Linked DNA regions of Homo sapiens: region 2 is linked to region 1. The links are chromatin contacts, found by Hi-C or POLR2A ChIA-PET in ENCODE. All regions are on one chromosome and are shown on one strand. The core of a region is the stretch at or near the end of the contact, and the rest is flanking DNA. Distances in the headings are between cores, read along the strand shown.

Region 1 (3,761 bases), core at 164-2,663:
GCAACATCTTAGGAATGGAATGAAGCATAGTCTACCAAGAACTCTTTGAAAACATTAGTCATCCTTGCAGGCCTGCTACATTGCATGCATCTTTTTTCTTTAAATGTGGTTTTCCCTCCTGAGACGATGTTTTTAGATAAATATGGAAATAAGTTTGAAGGGGGATCCTGCCCACTATCTAGGTGTGGCTATCAAAGGCATCTAATGTTAAGTTAGTGTTGACACGCCAGAGATGTCAGGAAGCATAGATTGTTAATGATCCCAGGAGAGAGATCTCACAACCACACTTGTCCACATTCCTGGCTACTCAGACCTTAGCCTTTCTTTTTCTCTCCCTCTTTCTCTCTTTCCCCTCGGACCTACCTCTTAATATGTCTCTCTACAAATGATTTTTAAAAACCATTTAATAGAGAAAAAGAAATGACTTTAAATTTGAAGACGTGTTAATTTTTGTCATCATTAAGAATAATTGAACATACTCAGAATTTGTGGATTTCAAGTGCAGATACAGATAACCTTTTGGATCTATCAGATTACATGTGAAGTTAATTTTCTTGGTTTTTCTCCATATAAGGTAGGAAGCATATTTTCCAGAATCTGTATCCTGCTGGTATTTTAAAATAATGTGAAATTCTTTCCCTTTTTGTTCTTTTATCTTTTTGTGCCAAAATGCCAACCACATAAAATAATAAACCTGCTTTGGGGGCTGCTTCTCAAATTCAATAGCTTAAGTTAGGACTGGTAAAGTGTTCTAGTAATTAATTGTAATTGCATTTAAGAAGAATATAATGCTTGATTTCTATAGTTCATCACTGTGGCTTCTTTAAAAGCTTAGGGTGCTAGGTATACAAACTTTGAGAACTATAGTTTTAGATGTTTTTTACATCTAGAATGAACATCTTTTAGATGTTAGTATCTATGGTTATGCTGAAAAACTTTAAATATTACAAATAATGTTTTTTGGTCTTTGGAATTGAAAATTCCATGGTAAAGTACCTAATGTATGAGTAGGGAAAGGAGGACATAATAATTTACCAATAATGCATAAGAAGAAAACCTGTTAAGCACCATTGCCTAATTAGAAAGGTCATTTAAGGATTGTTAAATGCTAAATTTAAATGTTTCAAAATAATATAATTTTAAAATAATACAAAATTCATGGTGTTCTTGCTGTCATAGATTTTGCTAACAGAAATTCAAAATGATCAGTTCTGCTTAAAAAATAAAATTCAAAACTGCTTGTTCTCTAAGATGAAAGATCATTTGTTCATAAGCAAACCTAAATTTCCCTCTCTAGGAATGTAAGTTCTTGTTTGGTAAAAAGGCAGTTATCAAAGAAAGAATATACATATGGAGCTGTATGTACACAGAAATTCTAGCTGGCTTGCTGCCACGTAGCTGTGGTTGGAACAATTATTCCTGGTTCCTTTGCTTACTTTTGTAGGGGCAAGCCAATAAGAATCTTGTGGCCAAGACTGTGAATGTCATCTTTTCTTTTGGCAGACCAATTTTGCTTTTCCTGTTCATCACAGACTTTCCCTTTTGGTTAAGTTTCTTTATCGGCTTTATTTTTGTTTCCTCCCTCAAACCTCCTCTCCCTTTTCTTTCTGCTCTTTTATTACTTCTCTTCCCCTCTTCCTCTGCAGGAGAAGCAGCGCATGCAGCAGAAAATAGACACCATGACAAAAGAGGTGTTTGACCTCCAGGAGACACTTCTTTGGAAAGATAAAAAAATTGGGGTATGAAATGAAATTGGGCTTTGGTTAGAAGCTCATTGATGAGGACTACAGTAGAATTTAACCTAGAGATTGAAAAAACCTGTCCTTTTGATTCTTCTTGAGCATTTACACAGTATGAAAAATGAGTCAGTAGGAGACAGAGACTTCCATAGGAAAACCTGACGTTGTGCCTGGAAGAACTCTTCTTTTCAGCAAACACTAGGCTTGTAAAATGTATAAGTAGGAACTTTTAAAGGAAGTTTCTCTGTATTCCCTTAGGATTCTTTTTTTTTTTTTTTTTTTTTTTTTGAGACGGAGTCTCACTCTGTTGCCCAGGCTGGAGTGCAGTGGCATGATCTCGGCTCACTACAACCTCTGCCTCCTGGGTTCAAGTGATTCTCCTGCCTCAGCCTCCCGAGTAGCTGGGATTACAGGCACACACAACCATGCCCAGCTAATTTTTTGTCTTTTTATTAGAGACGGGGTTTCACCATGTTAGCCAGGCTGGTCTCCAACTCCTGACCTCAGGTAATCCACCCACCTTGGCCTCCCAAAGTGCTAGGATTATAGGCGTGAGCCACCATGCCTGGCCTCCCTTCAGATTCTTATCCAGAAACAGCCACAGGCATTCAATTCAAACTCTGTGGTTAACTTGATATCCTTACGTTACAGGAATTTGGATAAGAAGAGGGTAGTGGTGGGGAGAAAGTTATTAGCATCCTATAAATCCTTGGTGTATAAAATAGGAAGAGATTAAAATCAATTCAATTACAGAAATGGATAGGAATGTAAGACTTTCTAGGGTGGCTGTCTGTAATTATAACCACAGAACTCCCCCAAGTAAGGGCCCAGATAAACGAAATGTCTTCATTGCTGTTTTGCTAAGCCTTGCAGGTAGATTCCATGTACACCAAAAGCTGGAAAAAATTCCCTCCAGTTCATCTCATGTGGCCTTTGATTGGCAGTCCCATCACCTGGCTGAGCTCTCTGTTCTACAGTAGGGGAACCACTTAGCCATAGTTGCCAGAGGCTTACCTTGTCAGGGAAGGGCAGAGGAAATAGAACATGTAAGAAAAGTCTTGTTCTGCTTAAGGTTAGGGGGAGTAGGGAATAGTTGTTAAAGATCCCTGAGAACATCTCTTGAGAGACAGGCCTGGATATGAAATCCTGTGGATTATACCCTCAGAATGTTGTTAGGAACATTCTGAAGCCCAACCAGTAGTCAGCAGGATCCAGTCTTTTTCATCACTTCAAGGACCTCTCTCATTAATATACACATGGGAAGATTACATTACCTCTTAAGAGTTTGTAGGCTCATGCCTGGAATCCTAGCACGGAGGATCGCTTGAGGCCAGAGGATTGCTTGAGGTCAGGAGCTTGAGACCAGCTTGGGCAACATAGTGAGACCCACCCTGTCTCTGCAAAAGAATTTTAAAATTTGCAGAGCATGCACCTGCCCCAGCTACTTAGGAGGCTGAGGTGGGAGGATCACTGGAGCCCACACGATGGAGGCTGCAGTGAGCTATGATCGTGCCATGGCACTCCAGCCTAAGCAATAGAGTGATACCCTTTCTTTAAAAAAGTTTGTAGACCAAAAATTTAAAGAACAAAAGCTACTTTATAGATAATTCTCTGACTTTCAAATTGCTGAGTATTAAAAATTCCATCTAAACCTAGAAAAGCCTTCTGGGGAATAAATCAATAATTCTGTTAGGTGTTTTGAAACTATGATTTTAAAATTGAAATTTGAAATTGAAAAGTGAAATTTGATTGTTGAACCATTGATTTGATTTAAATTTTTGCTTGGGAAATATAAGAGGTGAAAAAACGTGGGGCAAAGTAGGTAATTTAAAATTTTTAGTTAAAATCTGGTCACTGTCTAGAATGGGCTTCTTTTAGGACTTCACATAATTTTCTTTAACACAGATCTGTAGGCCCAGGATTTCTAGCTTGTATGAGTGCCTTAATATTTTAAACTGATAATCTTGGACCAGCCATAGAAACCCCTCAGATGTCTCAGTTTAAAATATAAATTATTTGGCT
Region 2 (3,385 bases), core at 109-2,608, 43 kb before region 1:
AGAAAATTTTGTAACAAGATTTTGTTACACATGCAATAATAATATTTTTTATTGTGTTTTCTGTTAGTTTCAGGATAATATAAGAAAAGCATGCGGTACAGATATTTTGCTCCAATAAAATTGGTATTTATTACAATAACATTTTCAATGAATTTATACCAGTGGTAAAATGGTACCACTTAGTCTGATACTTATGGAATTTATTTTTTGAGGTTTCTGCAATGTTTTTTGTAAATGACCATTTCATTAGGCATGAATGGAAGGGCTTTATTCTGACTGAACTATTATTTTAATGTCTTATTAGAACTAGATTATATACTTTGATTTTCTAATATATTTTAAGCTTTTTAAAAATTGTGATCTCTACAACAAGAAATACATTTTACACCATAAGTCAGTATACACATGAAGATTCATGCATGTGGATTTGTATATATGTAAAAGTATAGAAAATACATTATTGAAACAAAAGTTTCACAAAATAATATTTGCACTTACTTTGCACAACACCCTCTAATATTTTCTCTTCTAGTTTAGTTTTTAAAATGCTGGTTGAGGGCAGGGTACGGTGGCCTCTGCCTGTAATCCCAGCCCTTTGGAAGGCTGAGGTAGGAGAATTGCTTGAGCCCAGGAGTTCAAGACCAACCTGGGCAACATAGCAAGACCCCATCTCCTAAAATTAAAAAAAAAAAAATTAGGTAAGTATGGTGGCATGTTCCTGTAGTTCTGTAGTTCCAGGTACTTGGGAGCCTGAAGTGGGAGGATCACTTGAACCCAGGAGTTCGATGTTGCGGTGAACTATGATCAAGCTATTGTACTCCAACCTGGGCAAAAGAGTGAAACCCTGTCTCAAAAAAAGCTGGTTGACCCTACTAAGTTGATTTTATGAACTACTGATGAATTGCAACCTATCCTTATGAAAACGTTACTTTAGATTGGGTTTTTGAATAGTATTGCTTAAAATTTTAAATGAATATAAGAGTTGGAAAAGAAAGATATTTTTATCAAACAATTAGTATTTAAACTACCTGAGGAACTTGTTCATTGCTTTTATTTGTTTTGTATATGACTTTCTGGGTAGACAGCTTAAAAATATAAACTAGAATGCTTAAGAAACGATGTGTGAAAACCATAAATCTATGTAGTTACTATTTAGTTTTTCTTCCCTGGATTTGAAATGTGGTATTACATATCTTACTTTTAAAAAGGATCCTACATGAAATGTGGGTGTTCTGGTCTTACGAGTTTTGTATATTTTTCTTTGATTTATATTCAGTGTCACACCTGTATGTATACTGTGCAGTTCACACATTGACCAGATTTCTCAAAATGAGAAATCGGCATTTTCTTGAGGAAGGACATTCTTAGGTGTTTGTTCACAAGCAGATCCAAGGGAATGTTCCCCATCTTGGTGCTGCAATTGTTCTTTTGTAAGCTTGACCATGCTTGTTATGTCAGCTTGCCTCATTGCCTGTTCATCCTTTGCTTTTGCCATTTTTCAAACAATAGGAAATGATGTTAAAAGTGATAATAATTTTCTTAAAAAGCATTTTTGACTTTAGAATGCTTAATTCTTGTATTTAAAGGCTCCCTTAGGATGTTTTGTGCTATAGTGTACTGAGATTGAATCATATCACTATTACTGATTATGAATTTTGTTGTTTAAAAGAAAAATAAACATACAGTTTTGAATATACATACAGTTTAGCAATACTTTATACTAGGAAAAAGTAGGAGGAAGAATATTTTTTAATTCAACTGGATTAGCTTTCATGTTTAATAATTTTTTATTTTAAAATAGTGCTGGATTTTTAAAATAACCTCAAATATTACTTCTTCTCTTCTTTATATTTCTGAATTTGGAAACAAACCAACTTTCATGTTTTGCTGAAACCCAGTATGATATGTTCAAGGATAGATCATCAAGACTTTCATCATTAGTATGTAGCACATGACTTTGTGTTATATGTGGAATTTTACTTTATAAACATCTGTTGATGCTAATTATAGAATATGACTAACTTTCATGGCTTTGTTATGAACTTTTGGGGAAAATGTGTGACTAACAAAGCAAAAAGCTAATGTTTTGTGGTTGTGGCATGAATAGTAATTTTTTTCTTTAGGATTTCAGAATTAGACACAAGTTATTCTTATCTATTGAGGACTAGGATTGGTAGTAATATCTTTTTTTTTTTTTTAATTTTAAAGATGGGGTCCCTCTCTGTCAACCAGGCTGGAGTGCAGTGGTGCAATCATAGCTTACTGACTGCAACCTTGAACTCCTGGATTCAAGGGATCCTCCCACCTCAGCCTTCTGAGTAGCGAGTACTATAAACATGTGCCACCATGCCCAGCTAATTGTTTTATTTTTTTTGTAGAGATGGGGTTTTGCTATGCTGTCCAGGCTGGTCTCGAACTTTTGGTCTCAAGTGATCCTCCCACCTTGGCCTCCCAAAGTGATGGGATTACATATGTGAGCCATCATGCCCAGCTGGTAGTAATATATCTTTTCTTAAAATGATGAGCCACCCACCTAACATATACTCATTGTCATTCTAACACTGTTAGAAACTTGTCTTCATGTTGAGCACAAGCCCAAATTGTGTTTTATGTCATATGTCACAAAGCTGGCAGGTGTGAAGTTGCTAGATAGAAAACATCCAGTAGTGTTAGAGGACACCTAAGACATCAGTTATGTCCAAACATTTTGGTTTGATTTGGTTAGTTTTTTATGGTATGTCATTAACCAAGGAATTTAAGTTATAGCTTGTTTTTCTTGGGTTAATATTTTGTCAATAGGTTGCCTGAGTTTCTAAATTACATAGACATCTCTTAAAATATTCAGAGTAATGTATAAAAAGATGCATATTCAAAAAAAAAAAAGTAAAATGAGTTTTTAATCATTGATTGGGAATACAGCTATATATATGTGAGATGGTTTACCTAGAGCAGTCTGTTGCCTTTGGCTCTTGATAGGTAGGGCACTTCTAGCCACACTCTCTTATTTCAGGCAAGTAGTACGTACCTAGATTAGATTTCTTATCTACCAATTTACCTATTTAGTAGTATTGCTAGCCTTAATTTCCCCATATGTACTTGGCTGTGTACTCCTAGGAAAAGTTAGGTATTGAGACAATCCTGTCTTCAAGGGACCCTTTTATAAGGTGACCATTTATGGTATGCTGGGCAATCCATACCATGTTGGTTGTTTTCCTCCTGAGCATTACATACTGTGGATTCACTAATTTGGGTTAAGAGTACTGTCTGGGACAGTTTAATGTCATGTTCTTTGTTCTCTCAGTCCTGTTTTAATTGTTCCAAAAGATTGCTTTTTGACCTTTAGGTAAGGAAGACTATAGAAGGAAATGAATTATCTTGTTACCTA

What was found. Hi-C counts contacts between places; a loop is a spot of excess contacts on that map. ChIA-PET counts read pairs that join two places held with the same protein, here RNA polymerase II (POLR2A). Pooled maps may share reads with other maps.
Region 2: a map of IMR-90 shows a loop between it and region 1 (2.1-fold over the local background). The contact joins two enhancer-like sites. A Hi-C loop is called at or near these places in 4 of 168 maps with a recorded cell type or tissue (IMR-90, aorta, ascending aorta and 1 more) and 2 of 50 pooled maps. POLR2A ChIA-PET finds 5 or more read pairs at or near these places in 9 of 52 experiments (A549, A673, AG04449 and 6 more).

Annotation. Positions count from the first base shown.
Region 1 is chr3:37,070,768-37,074,528 of GRCh38, reverse strand. LRRFIP2 (LRR binding FLII interacting protein 2) reads left to right here. Exons shown (of 28, transcript NM_006309.4): 21 at 1,647-1,739. Among named protein-coding and RNA genes, the nearest start is that of MLH1, 79 kb to the right of the region's middle. Within about 2 kb of position 1,413, at least 2 of the 41 ENCODE cell types and tissues checked have a DNase peak (open chromatin) inside an H3K27ac peak, as active enhancers do.
Region 2 is chr3:37,113,609-37,116,993 of GRCh38, reverse strand. It overlaps LRRFIP2 (LRR binding FLII interacting protein 2), which reads left to right. Exons shown (of 28, transcript NM_006309.4): 7 at 1,899-1,940. Among named protein-coding and RNA genes, the nearest start is that of LRRFIP2, 59 kb to the left of the region's middle. Within about 2 kb of position 1,358, at least 3 of the 41 ENCODE cell types and tissues checked have a DNase peak (open chromatin) inside an H3K27ac peak, as active enhancers do.